Linked DNA regions of Mus musculus: region 1 is linked to region 2. The links are chromatin contacts, found by Hi-C or POLR2A ChIA-PET in ENCODE. All regions are on one chromosome and are shown on one strand. Each heading gives the region's core, a stretch centred on a gene start or an enhancer-like site at or near the end of the contact. The rest is flanking DNA. Distances are from core to core; before and after follow the strand shown.

The links. A loop is a pair of places that touch in the nucleus more often than their neighbours do. ChIA-PET counts read pairs that join two places held with the same protein, here RNA polymerase II (POLR2A).
Region 1: a map of T-helper 2 cell shows a loop between it and region 2 (4-fold over the local background). The contact joins the promoter of 1700074H08Rik here to the promoter of 4833420G17Rik in region 2. A Hi-C loop is called at or near these places in 1 of 37 maps with a recorded cell type or tissue (T-helper 2 cell). POLR2A ChIA-PET finds 5 or more read pairs at or near these places in 1 of 5 experiments (Patski).

The regions. Positions count from the first base shown.
Region 1 is chr13:119,673,886-119,681,409 of GRCm38, reverse strand. It overlaps 1700074H08Rik (RIKEN cDNA 1700074H08 gene), which reads right to left and starts at 1,368. Exons shown (of 3, transcript NR_138420.1): 1 at 1,131-1,368; 2 at 651-694; 3 at 1-92.
Region 2 is chr13:119,457,562-119,464,865 of GRCm38, reverse strand. 4833420G17Rik (RIKEN cDNA 4833420G17 gene) reads right to left here and starts at 2,107. Exons shown (of 13, transcript NM_001113550.1): 1 at 1,747-2,107. Paip1 (polyadenylate binding protein-interacting protein 1) reads right to left here. Exons shown (of 11, transcript NM_145457.4): 11 at 4,543-7,304.

The DNA.
Region 1 (7,524 bases), core at 119-2,618, 220 kb before region 2:
ACAAGACGTTCCCAGACTGCCTTGCTGCTTTGCCACAGGAGCTGAAGTGGGAACATCTGACTACTGAAGCCACAAGTGCGCTTTGACTCAGCCTGTGGAGTGACATGAAAGAGAGATTATTTGCTGCTCTGATCTTCTGTTTGTGGGAAGAAGAGACCAAAAACCATTCTGGAACAGGGTGGGGGGAGGCTCAGTAGTTAAAGTGCAAGTGTGAGGGACCCCAGTTCAGATCCTCAGGTTCACAAAAGCTGGAAGCAGGAGCCAGATCCAGGTCAGTAAGCTCAGTACTCGCAGAGTGAGAGAAGAGGCAGAAGCAGGCGCATCCTCAAAAGTTTCAGGCTCAATAGCCAGGCATATGCGGTAGTGAATAACCAGAGACCCTGCCTCGAACAAGGTGGAAGGCAAGGGCATGATTTGTCCTGTGACCTCCATGTGTAAGCATACAGTGTGCTTGAAGTCAATCTCTCTCTCTCTCTCTCTCTCTCTCTCTCTCTCTCTCTCTCACACACACACACACACACACACACACACACACACACACAGGGGTGGGGTGGAGACAGACACAGAAAAAAAAACAGATTAAAAAAACATTTTCAGGAAATTCTCTGAATGTGCGGATTAGGGCTAATCACAAACTATATCTGGCTTACCTGCAGTTATCACAGTGCTTTATGAATAAAATAGGTCGTGGCTTCTGTTTTTAAATGATTGTCAAGAAGTTAATAAAGCAATTTTTGTTTCATTCCAAATACACGAATCATAAAAAAATAAACCAAAAAAATATTAAGGTCCCACACTATTTCATACGTGGTCACTACTTTTTAAAGCGAGAACTATTTAGTATATAGACACAGTGATTTGGAGTATCCCTCAGCTGATACTGAGCCTCAGGCCAGTATTGAAGGATGGCAGCCAAATGTTCACTTTTCCCTTCCTTTCTTGTTAAGTCTTCAGCTTTGTTAACTGTATATTAATAACTAGTTGAGCAGGGCAACCCATAACTAGTCTTTAACATTTACTATCGTGTGGTAGTAATTTTGGGAGGGAATTTATGCTGGAATATAGAAAGTTACTATTTTAAAATAAGTTTCAAAGTGACCTTTGGTGTGTCAGGCCAGAGCCATGGATACATGATAACCACTTTCTCCCCTTTAAGGGAAGCACATTGTAAATCCAAACAAAGCATCCTGGCTTGCACAAGCTGTCTTCAGTAAGCACTTGTCAGCATTTCTTTTGTTCATTGATATCTTGCGTGATAACCATCATTTCATCTTCGTGCATAAAATTAAAATACAGAAAATATTAAAAAGGAAAATTGGAAAGATGTTCATGACAGTCCATGTTCTTGGTTCTGTATGTTGCTAGTCTGCAGTTTCCCAGGCAATCATGTTTGACACCAGCGTTCTGATTGCATCATAATGAGGATCATAAACTTGACTGATGAGCATTTTCTTCTGAGCCTATTTAGTCAAAGCTGGCTACTAAGCCCACAGGCAAACTACCAAATCCCATGATCACTTTCTCAGAAAAACAGAGTCTGTTGGGAAAGGCTTCAAAGGTCAAGGTACTCATCTGTCTCTCAGACGCTACCACCACACCCCTTCACCCCTTCCCTGGACACAACTCTGTTCCTTTTTTTTTTTTTTTTTTTCCCTTGGTTTTTTGAGACAGGGTTTCTGTAGCTCTGGCTGTACTAGAACTCACTTTGTAGGCCAGGCTGGCCTCGAACTCAGAAATCCACCTGCCTCTGCCTCCCAAGTGCTGGGGTTAAAGGAGACAACTCTGTTCTTTATAGGGTGTAACAGAAAAATGGAAAGAGCCCAGAGGAGCTGTCCTCAAATCTTAGCTTTGTCACTTATGTGGGCAAATGACTTGAAGTTTTTGAGGTTTGGTTCTTCAGTGGTGAATTGAGAATGGTATCTATTTGGACGTTAATGAGTACTATATTGTACCTAAGATACCTATCACCATGCCTAGAAATTAGTAGGTGTTCCATAGGTGGTTATTGAACCATCTAGTAGCTGTTATTGCAATGCTAACAAGTGATTAGCTGAGCTAGAGGCCTAGTAAAGGGCAGGCATTCTGTTGGAGTCACTTCCATTGCCCAGAATGGAATAGAGGAAAAATCTAGCATTTTGGTCAAAGTTTATATATCCCCCATTTTTAGGATTTGCCACTGCTCTTTTGGTATGGGCGACCGAATGCCTAGCCTTTCCTGTTATTTTTAGGTTAACCTCAGCCTTCTTGCAGTCCGGTTAACTCCAGAGTTTAGCTAAACGTCAAGTCTGGCTAACTCGAGTTCTTTAACTAGGCTCACTCACTTTTTCTCGTGTCTGTTATAGTTTATGTCTCCCTCAGGTCTTTGCACTTGCTGTTCTTTCTACAGCGCCCCGAGCTCAGATGACTGATGCGTTTATAACTCAGCTCAACTGCAGCAAGAAACAGATGTTTTCTTTACTGTTGGATCACTTTTCTTGTTGCCATGAACAGCATACATAACAAGACTCCACTTTGGAGAGGAAGAGATTATCTGACTTCAGTTCAAGAGGCAGCATCCCATCATGGTGGCAGAGAAAACATAGCAGCGGGTACCTGAGGGGTCACATGGCAGCTGCAGTTAGGAAGCCGAGGGGAGCCAGGAAGTGAGTTCAAGCTATGAAATCTCAAACCTCCCCTTAGTGACCCTATTCTTCCCACAGGCTCCCTGTCTTAAAATTTCCATAGTTTTCTAAAACTGCATCCCCACTTAGGAACCAATTGTTCAAACACATGAAGCTCTGGGAGATAGGTCACATTCAAACCACACAATCATCTTTATGTCACTTTCCCCCTCTTTCTTAGCCAAACTATTCTATCTTACTCTGAGTTAGTTTTCAAGGACAGATCACAAAGGGGGGGGGGGAACCTTTAAAAGTTTCCCAAACTGTAGGCAACAAATCCCTAAGCAACACACCTAGATGTTGCTTTGAATGTGTTAGATGAGGCTATCCACCTATGCATCCTCTGGTACTACCAACTGCTTTTGAAAATTCCAAATATTATAGTGGTGGATTTCTAATTTTACCCAAAGGTTCCTGAAAATCTGGAGGTAATTTTTTTACACTCTGCTGTTCTCATAGAAACACCGGGAAATGTTCTTTTCAGATAGCTTGTGATACACCAGCTGATGCTGGTGTGATCTGTTAGGTTTTTAACACTTTACAATTTTTTAAAATTCTTTTACTGTTTTAGGCTTCCAATGCTTATAGACCTATGTTTGTAGAAGACACATATAGTAGCATTGTACAGTTGATTTTTCACAAGGGAACAGTTGTCTTACTATGTTACTGGGGCCTAGTGCCCAGGCCCAAAGATGGTAGAAATGAGATTGGTCAGGCAAAGCTTTTATTGGGACTTAATCTTAGATGGGAGATGTAGCTTGGATCAGGTGGTGGCTTCCTAAAACAGGGGAACAGGGAGATAGTTATAAGAGCAGTTGCTGCCCAAAGTTCCCATCTAGATCCTTCATTAAAACAAAGAGTTAAGGCACGAGACTGTCTTGTCTTAGTTTCTCAGCATCGACCGACACTCAGTTGTAGGCAGCTTTGACTTCAGAACTCTGTCTTCTTGGATTGTGTTTCAACCCTCACCGGGCCTATTGAGGCCCTACCTCACCTGGCAGGGGGAGGAAATCCTTCTTAACCAATTATCTCTGAAGCACTCCTCTCTCAGGGATCAGCCAGCAAAAGAGAACCCACAACAGGAGCACAATAAGAGATTTACCTCAAGGAATTGGCTTCTGTAGTATCTTACCTTATAATCTTCTTTAATGTTACCTTACTCTATTCCTTAGTTATATCTAAAAATAAAACTCTCAGCAATACATACATTATTGTTTGATTGAATAACCAGGGACTGTAACATCCTCTAGGTGACACCTAAAACTCACCATCAAACCTCTCTTGGAGGTTGGGATGGGAAACATCTTAACTCTCGGGTCCACCTTGGAGACTCATTTGATTTCCACGCATACCACGCTGATTCTTGCTGTGAGAGAGAAGTGAAGCTCGGATAGAATCTCCCTGATATCTTAACTCTCCTTCCCGTGCTCTGTAAGTGAGTGTTAAGGATATCTCTTAGCCTCTCTGGTTCTTACATGGTCTACAGGTTCTCTGGCGGTGGAGTCACCTGAGGCATGCCCCGTTCTTCTCACCTCACCTATTTCATGATCCTCCTGGCTGGGATGGATGTTTCTTTAAGACCCCATCCCCACAGACAACTCTTGTGTTTCTCTCTCTCTCTCTCTCTCTCTCTCTCTCTCTCTCTCCTCCCTCCCTCCCTCCCTTCCTCCCTCTCTCTCTCTCTCTCTCTCTCTCTCTCTTACTCATATCCTTCTAAAGCTCAAATATTTCTGTGAGTAGAAAGGACAAGAAGAAAAGGGAAGTTTTAACATTGCTTCAAACTTCTCCACAGTTGAATCTAACTCAGTGAAACAAAGTTAATGTCATGCTATAACAATATCTGAGAGATAAGATCACATTATCCTGTTACTCAGTTGAGGCATCACCAACCTAGTAATCAAAAAATATCTTTATTCAGTGTGACCTCTAGGGACCTAAGGTTGCTATCCCAACTGTGCTCACTAAAGAAGCCCTGTTTCTGGCCTCTTGTTATCTTAGTTGTTCAAGGCCTATGTGAAGCCCTGCTCATACATCCCCCTGTTCCTACTGCTGATAGTACCTGATGTCACTACTCCAGCCTTGTGAGTATACAACTCCTCCCATAGCTGCTTACTTTGAAGTACAAAACATGGAATCCTCAATTTTCCCAAACTGACGCCTGAGCCACACCGCAGTTACAGGTACTCAAGAAATGGGGTGTGGTGGCGCACGCCTTTAATCCCAGCACTGGGGAGGCAGAGGCAGGCAGATTTCTGAGTTCGAGGCCAGCCTGGTCTACAAAGTGAGCTCCAGGACAGCCAGGGCTACACAGAGAAACCCTGTCTCAGAAAACCAAAAAAAAAAAAAAGAAATGTGAATTCAGGTCACTTGTTGCCTCTTGTACAGAGCACCGATTGCTTTTAATATATGTTAAATCTGCACAACAACTTTGTAGTTGTTTTTTTTTTCAATCTTTTATTTTCAGATAAACAAATCGAAGGTCACTGTAGGGATACCATTTAAGGCCTGTTTGACCTCAGTAGTATATTTTTCTGACTGTGCTGCACAAATAAAAACTCAAATATCAACATAATCTTTAAATTGAATATGTGGAGCTGGGAAAATGACCCCGTAGATAATGTGCAAGCAGGAGGGACAGAGTTCAGATTCTCAGCACCCATGTAGGGGCCAGGCAGGGGTAATCCCAGTTCTTAGAGGGCGGAGCTAGAGGACTCCTAGGGCAAGCTAGCTAGCTGGACCAGCCAGATCAGTGAGCTCTGGGTTCTGCAAAAGAGCCTGTCTCAGTAAATGAAATGGAGAGTGATTGAGAAAGATACCTGATGTCATCCTCTGACCTACACACGCGCACACTCACACACACACACACACACACACACACACACACACACACACACAATTTATCTCGTCACATTTCTTATTTTACTTGTAATTTAAGTACATTTTGGAAAGTATCTCATAATTCGTATTTTTAACATATCAAACAAATCTACATATTTTAAGTTGTGTGTGTTTTAAATAATAGTTGCTAACTCCACTTAACTCAAGTATACCAATATTTTATTTTATTTTTACGTAAGTCATTGTTACTATTTTGGCTTCAGTTAATGTATGCCATCTACTGTCTTCTCAGCTAGAAATAGGAAACCATGGTCTTCCTTTTGAGACTTAATTAAGGGAAAGGCTGTTTCTCCTTTTTTTGTTTTGTTTTGTTTTGTTTTTGTTTTTCAAGACAGGGTTTCTCTGTATAGCCCTGGCTATCCTATATGTGTGCGTGTGTATGTGTATACACACACACACACACACACACATATATATAAGAATATATAATAATATATCTAATGTATATTTCAGATAATATAATATATAATATATATTTCAGATATAAAAGAAGATATATTTCAGATATAAAAGAAGATATATATATATATCTGAAAACCGAAAATTTTGTAGCGAGAAGCTATTTCTAACATTAAAGATTGTTATGTTGATCCAAGTGAGCCACATTATACTTAGATAAAACTTGCTCCTTCATGTCCTTATGGAGAACCAGAACCTCAAAACCATTGCCATGTTGTTTAGATATCTGTGCAACCAGTAAGACTAACTGTGCTCTAACTGTGTAGGGTATGAATACAGTAATTTTTTAAAAACGTATCCATTCAGTCCTTTGTAAATAATTTTCTTTTATTCACAATAATTAGCACATATCAAAGTCTGGGTTCCCTGCCAAAATAGTTTGAGTTCAGTCCAAAGCAAGGCACTTACATTTTCCAAATAACAGGGAAAGAAGTAGAGGGGGAGGAAGGGAAGAAAGGAAGGAGACAGGGCAGGAAGAGAATAACTTTTCATCTCTGGGAAGAAAAGAGATTAAAAAATAATTTCAGAGCAGGTGGTGGCAGTGCATGCCTTTAATCCCAGCATGCTGGAGGCAGAGGCAGGCAAATGAATCTGTATGAGTTTAAGACGAACCTGGTCTACAGAGTGAGTTTTAGGATGGCCAAGGCTACCCAGAGAAACCCTGTCTCAAAGAACAAAAACAAACAAACAGTTCAGTTCTTGGCCTTGAAACTCCTGTACTTTGAGGAGTAAATTGAGGTGAGAAGAGAATGCACAGGCTGGAGTGTGTGATACCAGACAGACAGTGGTCCACATGGATTAGCCTGTACAGGCATAGACACCAAAGAGATAAGGGATGCTGGAGGCCAGGATGCTGGTACAATCTTCTGGACTGTGTGCCTCTGCTGGGAATATGTTTCCCTGCATCTGGAGCTTCACCATCGGGTTGCCAGGAGCACCTCTGTGAGAATGCTGTGCTTTCATCACAGACAGACCCAGTCGACCCCAGGCCCTGGGCCTGTGGCATTCTGCACAGTTCTTACCTGTTCATTCTTACAAGTCCTCAGTTGTGGCCAAGTGTAACTTGTATACATTACAGCTGTCTCAGCTGAAGAGTAAAAGTAATAAAAAAATCATTTCAGAAAAATCTTATAGACTATTTTCTAATAAACATATATTTTGTGACTAATAATAAATAATACTCTTGGCCAGGGAGAAATGAATAACTCTTGCGCGCGCTCGACTGGCCAGGAAGAACGATGCTGCAACAGGATCCTTCTGCACACGTTTATTGGGAGAGCTTGATTGTAGAGGCGAAAAGACCTCGAGCCCAGAACTGGTGCTGCTTTTATAGGCCTAGGAGAGGCGTGTCTCATACCCGGATTGGTTATGCACTAAGCCTTATTTGCATGTTCCTCATCTGATTGGCTACTCTCTCTCAGTACCTTACAGAACCTCATTATCATACCTCATTTGCATGTCTCACATCTGATTGGTTATACTCTCAGTACCTTACAGAACCTCATTA
Region 2 (7,304 bases), core at 858-3,357:
TCCCCTCTCCCAAACTCTTCCCTCCATCCTCCTCCAACCCCACTTTAGGTTAGTGTGATGGTTTGTATATCCTTGGACCAGGGAGTGGCACCATCTGAAGGTGTGGCCTTGTTGGAATAGGTATGACCTGGTTGGAATGGGTGTGTCACTGTGGGTGTGGGTATAAGATCCTCACCCTAGTTGCCTGGAGGTCAGTCTTCCACTAGCAGCCTTTGGATGAAGACATAGAACTCTCAGCTCCTCCTGCGCCATGCCTGCCTGGATACTGCCATGCTCCCACCTTGATGATAATGGCCTGAACCTGTAAGCCAGCCCCAATTAAATGTTGTTTTTATAAGACTTGCCTTGGTCATGGTGTCTGTTCACAGCAGTAAAACCCTAACTAAGACAGTTAGTAAGGGTTTCTTCTCTACTGCCATCTCTGTTGTTACTTTAATCATTCTTATTGATTACTTAAATCAAAGACTCTTCAAGACCTTACCTAATAACGATGGTTACTTTCATCCTCATCTTTTTTTTTATTTTTAAATATGCAAATAAGGTACGCACAATTCAGGCTACCGGTAGCAGCATAGACTTCTATGTCTTTGTTCCATAGAGAAACAGAATCTGATTAAACTATAACAAAAGCACTCCCACCAAAAGCAGATTTCTGCAGCATCCCCTAAATCCATTCTTTAGCTGGAGCCCATTAATCCTAGTTATTTGCACACAGAATTAGATCAATAGTCCTACACTACAGCCTGCAGAGGCCACACAGGCTAGCCCACCACTTTCTCCAAATGTCACTTCCTAATTCCCTTGTTCTGATCATTTTAATCACACTGGCTTTGTAGAGATTGCTCTTGAAAGAAGGTGTTTCTCATCTCAGGAACTTTGCCCTGCTCTCTCTGTCTAGCTTGTCGTCTCCTTGCTTATCATATCACAAACTCTTCATCAGAACTCACATCTCAACACAAATACCACTTGCACCAAGGCCCAACTTTATCACCTAAGCTAAACTACTCCATCCATAATTGCTATCCTAACATATCTTTTGTCCTCATAGACTTTATCAGTACCTCCCACCAGGATAGAAACTCAGACAAAACAGATCTCTCCTGTCTTATTTACAAATGTATCACTGGGACCTCAAATAGTACTAGGCAAAGAAAGCTGTTGGACAAATAAACTTTCATCAAATACAGAAAGAATAAATATTTAAATTCTTCCCCTTGAGTTCACGATATGCGTTGATGACACCACTGTCATCACGATGCTTTCTGCCTGTAACTAGCTTTCTATTGCTTTTTAAAATCTCGCTTGAATTTGGCCCTTTATCTCCTTTTGTTGGAAGCTGAACTCTTATTTACTACAACTATCTTTCTCCCATTTCGTCTGTCTTCAGTGCATCTCTATATTGCCGTCACGGGTTAACTTCCCACAGGTAAGACCACAGTAACTGCTTTACGTCACTTGTTTAAATCCTTGCAACGCCAATAAGCAAACACCGTGATTACAGACGAAGAGACGTATGTGCACACACGCATAGCTCTACCTGGTATTTTAAGAGCAAATTGGTGCTTTGCATCGTTTTATTCACGTTTGCACTCTCACCATTCAACACGTTAGGTCTGGGGGATAACGAACCGAAAACCCTCCTCTGCATGTTGAAGGCTCGTTTTTTTTTTCAAAACAAACCCGGGGAAAGAGAAGGGGGCGGGAAAACACCCTCAGCAAGACCACCGCCAAACTTGCAACACTCACCGGCGGCTGTGGGCTGCGAAGTTGTTCTGCACCTGGAAGGGAGGGCAACCTCGGCCTCCGACCGACCTCTATTTTGCTCAAGTGGCACGAACTGTGCTGTTTGCGTAGCGCTTCTCCACGGTTCCTTCCGTAATGTATTAACTACCGAGAAGCATTTCTTGAGGAAGAAAAATAATCACATCTACGGAAAAACACGGATACAAGAAGTGTTTCGGTTGAAACACCGGTCCAGTCCTCTGGGGCAGCATCGGCGACGCGAGGAACAAAACACAAACAAACAAAACACAAACAAACAAAACACAAAGCGAGGCAGCAGTTGGAGCCTCCCGCACCGAGAGGAAGGGGCGGTCTCCGGAAAAGCGAAGCCGGAAGTCCCGCCTCTTCCATTGCAAAGAGCAGTTCCGGAAAAGACCGGTTTTCCGGGTTGGACTCTGGTCTCCACGTATCGGGTGCTCAGTGTCGGCACGGAAGCGCCGAGTTTCCGTGGGGATTAGGGTTATAGACCAGTTTTACCAGGCGACACTGTCACAGGATAGGTGTTAGCGGAGCTTTAAAATTCTTTAAAAGTAATCGAAGACAAAGACCACTTGTTTTAAGAGGTGCCAGAAAATGTCTTCTAATTCTTAATCTATTGCCATTAGACATGCGTACGACGTCAGCAAAATACGCTGCGGATTAGCCCAATTCACTGGGGTCAGGATGGGGATTGGAGAATGACTGGGGGGACAAAATATTCTATTAGTTATGAGTGTTCCTAAACTAAAAAACACAGCGATCTATGAGAGAATAGAGTCTGAGAAAATACTTCCACTAAAATCTGAGGTTTGAGTTTTTTTGGGTTTTGTTTTGTTTAGTTTGTTTTTGAAACAGGGTCTGTGTAAACCTGGCTGTCTTGGAACTCGCTCTGTAGACCCAGCTGACCTCGAACTCAGAGATCTGTCTGCCTCTACCTCCCTAGTGCTGGGATTAAAGATGTGCTTCACCATCTTCCTGGCTTTGCCCTGCCTAAAAATAGTATTGCATCCAGATTATAGACTGTCCACAAGACACTCTTGGTAGTAAAGCAGACCTCTTTGTGCTGCCTATTGCCCTCAGTATGAGGGTGAGCTCAGAGCAAGGGGGGGGGGGCAGATCTCTCCACAAGGACATTATCCATATGGCCAGAGCTCCAAATCTGGAGTTTTAAATAGGTACTTGCTAAGTACAAGCAAAGGTCAAGGCTCTGTTACAACTCCAAGCAGTCCAAGGGAAAGATGATGTCTCTTTAAGGGGTTGAAGCATGATCAGGGAGGAAGGAGGCCTGAGGTAGTATGGCCAGGTCATTATGGATGGAGCCAGACTCGAAGAAATTTGCTGATTCTAAATTTAAAAATCTCCAGGCAACTTTTTCTTAAAAAACAAACTAACAAAAAAGCTTTATTAGGAATATTTGTTTAGTGCAAGAGCTTTAAGCAAAGCTATCAGTAAGGGATTGGGAAAACAGGATCTAACTCTTCAATTAGCCATCACTTGAAAATATACTGATACAAAGAATGATCTTAAGTAAAGACATCCTTGGACAGATAACAGTCTTCCTTCCTTCCTTTCTTTTTTCTTTTCTTTTCCTTCCTTCCTTCCTTCCTTTCTTTCTCTTTCTTTCTTTTTTTGAGACAGGGTTTCTCTGTGTAGCCCTGGTTGTCCTGGAACTCACTTTGTAGACCAGGCTGGCCTCGAACTCAGAAATCCGCCTGCCTCTGCCTCCCGAGTGCTGGGGCTAAAGGCATGCGCCACCACCGCCCAACCACAGTCTTATTTCTTAATGACCTGTGACAGTATGTACTGTACATTGTGTAGCTGTTTTCTACCCCCACCCTTTCCCCATCTAATGTTTGAGAACCCGAATGGAATTTCTGCTACACGGGATTTCATGTTTTGAAAGATTACTGGGATTGCTGATGGGGAATGGATTGTGGGCAGCAAAGGGTAAACAGGAGAGAACCCCTAGAATGTAGGTTCTCAATACTAAGAAGACAGCAGTTCCAGCAGGAGAGTTAATTATATTCTTGGGAATTACTGGACCTGGGACTTCGGAGAAAAGACTCTAAAACAACCCAATTTCCTGGTTTAGGAAAGGCGGAAGAGGTTATAAAAAAATAAATTTAGGAAAAGTTTGAGCTAGATTTAAATCTTCTAAATTCATTTGGTGAAAATTGTAAGATTTGGTTGGAATTAGGAGATACCCACCTGGAGATCAATGGCTGTTAGTTGAAGATTTAAAAGAAATGTGACATTAGAATGTTAAGGGGGCTGGAGAGATGACTCAGTGGCTAAGAGCACTGGCTGATCTTCCGGAGGACCTGAGTTCAATTTCCAGCACCCACATAGCAGCTCAAAACCTTCTGTTCCTCCAGTCCTAGGGAATCAGACTCTATTCTGACCTCCCTGAGTACCAGGCACACACTGGTGCAGACACACATGCAGGCATAACACCCACACATACAAAATACAACAATTTAAAAATAAAAATAGAAGAAAGTTAGATAAAGTAAGACAAGCCCAGAAACACATTGCAGAAGAGCATAAAGAGAAAGCTAATTATTGTCTTAGATGCCTAGATGCTTTTTAAATTTTGGTGTCAGTATAGAAGGCAAGCTGAAAAACAGATCTATTAGGGTTAGTGAGGCAGAGGCCAGGGCCACTTTACTGAGACTGCATATAGTGGGAAAGAAAACGACCTTGAAGACCGATTAGAGACAAGGAAATGGATAACTATGGGCTACTTGAGAAGGCTGACTATAGGACTCCGGAACAAGGAAACTTAGAAAAACAGATTTAATTTTTTATTTGATAAGAAATGGCATGGGAACAGCTTGTGGGGGGGAAAAAAAGCCAGATTAGAAAAACAACAAAAAGAAACCCCAGTCACTCTTAAGTAACAGAATTCATGAAAGAGGAGGCAGGAAAATCTACTCAGGATGCTTCCTGTAGAGGAGAGAAGATAAAGAAGATACAATTGTGTACATTTGACTGCTAATGCTTTTCCCTAAAACAAATGAGATAATGAAAAGATTAAAGGAGGCAAGAGCCAATTAAAACTGGACGGAGGGAGCACAATGATCACCAGCAGTACAAAGTGGCATCGGGATGCTGAACTTACAATGGCACACATCTACCAGAACCAAACCCAAGGCAAACGGATGCGGCTCTGCTGCGTTCACGGGGTTCAGTCTTGCTAAACCAACACAGCAGGGCCGAGGCATACACAAGCTTACATTCTTTCCATCTGCTAAAATCTAGTCAAAGACCACCAGGCTCAAGCCTGTTAATTCCCAAGAGGAAGGGTTCCTGATCAAAGTCTCTGAGGATGTCCTAAGGGAAGGGGGCCAGGTCTGGGGAAGATGCTGCCTCTGAAGAAGCAGAGTTTGACCCAGTAATAGTTGAACAACGGCAATGCATGGGCAGAGCTGCTGGTAACAAGTCAATAGTTCCACAAGGTGCGCACACTATGGCATTTTAGAGCTGCTCTTAAGACTGGATAAATACATGTTCTGTTAACTTTGCAGCTAGCTCTGTGTGCGTCTGCCCTCAGGACCTGATAGGAAATGGACTTTTGTATGAGCTTTCAGCCATCAACAGGATTTTTTATCTATCAAACATCCTCCTCTCATTAAATGACAAAACTTTTTCTAATTGGGAAAAAACAAAAAAAAAAAACAAAAAAACCTACACTCATCTGTCCTCCTTGCAGGTAAGATTTAATGGGATACTTACAGAATTACCCAAAGACTGTCTGATTTTAAATTCTAGCAACCTCTTGCAGATGAACTCTCTGGTCCTCCCAAAGTCTACATTCTCCATCACTGTGACAAAACCAGTCTAGGAAGATAGAGTAGGTTTTTGCCTTCTAGCTAAGACTGAGTCGGAGTTGATAACCTGATTGCTTGAATAAGATCAGTATTTCTTTTGTTACAGCTCAAGGCTGACAGTTACTGGCCACAGTGCCAGTGCTCATTGAAGAGCACTGTATTACTATTTCTACAACACATTCATGTTTGGGCCTGGTGAAGACACACATTCTACAAGACAATGTGACACAGGACCAACTCATTATACACAGTTACAAATTTAGACCTTATGTACACATTCCTCAGTGGCCTCCTACGGACACAGACCTAGTGGCTCATTTAAAACCAAGAAAACCAGTACTGCCGCACAGCTTCGGAATGACGTTTCTTCCTGTTTTGGTGTGTCCACTCTGAGTCCAGCCAAAATGCTGAGAGGTCCAAGAAAAAAGCAGCAGCCCACCATCGGTAAAATGCCAACGTTCTAGTCAACAGCTCAGGTCTAGATGTAGCTCGGGTCCTCACTGCCATTGAGAGAGGATGGCTCCAACGATGACAGCTTCCAGCTGCTCACACTACCACTAGCCCACTGGTTTTCCTACTAAGGTGGTTTTTAACTTGAGCACTAGGAATCAAACTTAGGTCTTCTGCATGCTAAGCAGATGAACTGCCACCAGACTACCAACACATGTAGATTCTGTGGATAGCCACTTTTGAGTACAGTAATTAGTGACAATGAGGCGAGTGGTCAAATACTGGATGTTTATATACTGACCAGTAGATGTCTAAAATAGATGCAGCTCTGTCTCTCTTATCTAATGTGCTGTAACTAGCATGTTCCAAGACTGCAGGCTGTGCTGGTAGTCATCAAGTTACAGCACTCAGAAAAAGCAATTCTATGACAAATGCCAAAGCATACATGTACTTTTAACATGGATTCTAAAAATTACTGTATTTGTTAATTTTGTAGGCTCATTTATGTTACTGATTTATTCATTGGTATTGTTACTTCTCTAATTTTTAAACCTTTAATTTATTTCATGTAGGCAAGCTTAACAAAAAAAATTCTTTAAGATACCATTTTAAAAAGTTAGAAGAAACAAACTAAGTTTTATTTTCAAATTCTAATTTTAATACAGACTGAACAAACAAACAAGCAGAAGTGGGAAAACTAAGTGTATAAGCAGACACAGATGTACCAAATGTAAAACAATGAGTTTTAACACAACTATTTACATGCACATATTTACAAGCAACCCTTTTATATGTTTATTTTTAGTTAGTTGGAAAAAGATTTGACATTAGATAAAAACATTACTTAAATAGGGCCAAGGTGGTACATTATAGTAAAAGTATTAGAAAAGTGGTCCTCACAGTATAGCAATTATAAAGCAGATGAAAACTTGAGTGACAAATACTTAGTAAAACTGTCTAGTAAAAAGTCGATGCAACCCATGCAATGAAATAAAAATGAGTAAGCCATATGAAGAACGCAGAGTAATACTGTAGGATGGCGGGAATGAAGTTAGTCGGGCAAAGCACACAAAAAACAAATCTTGAGTTGGAATAAATCCTCAATGAAGAATCTTGGTTCCTTAGCTGGTGTTCTAAGCCCCACCCACCCCACATTAATGGCATTTTAAAAGCCCTTGGTATCAAATAGCATCTACGTAAGTAAATAAGTTGTTTATATACTCCAAGACTTTGGTGCTAAAGATTTTCATGATTGTGATTAGT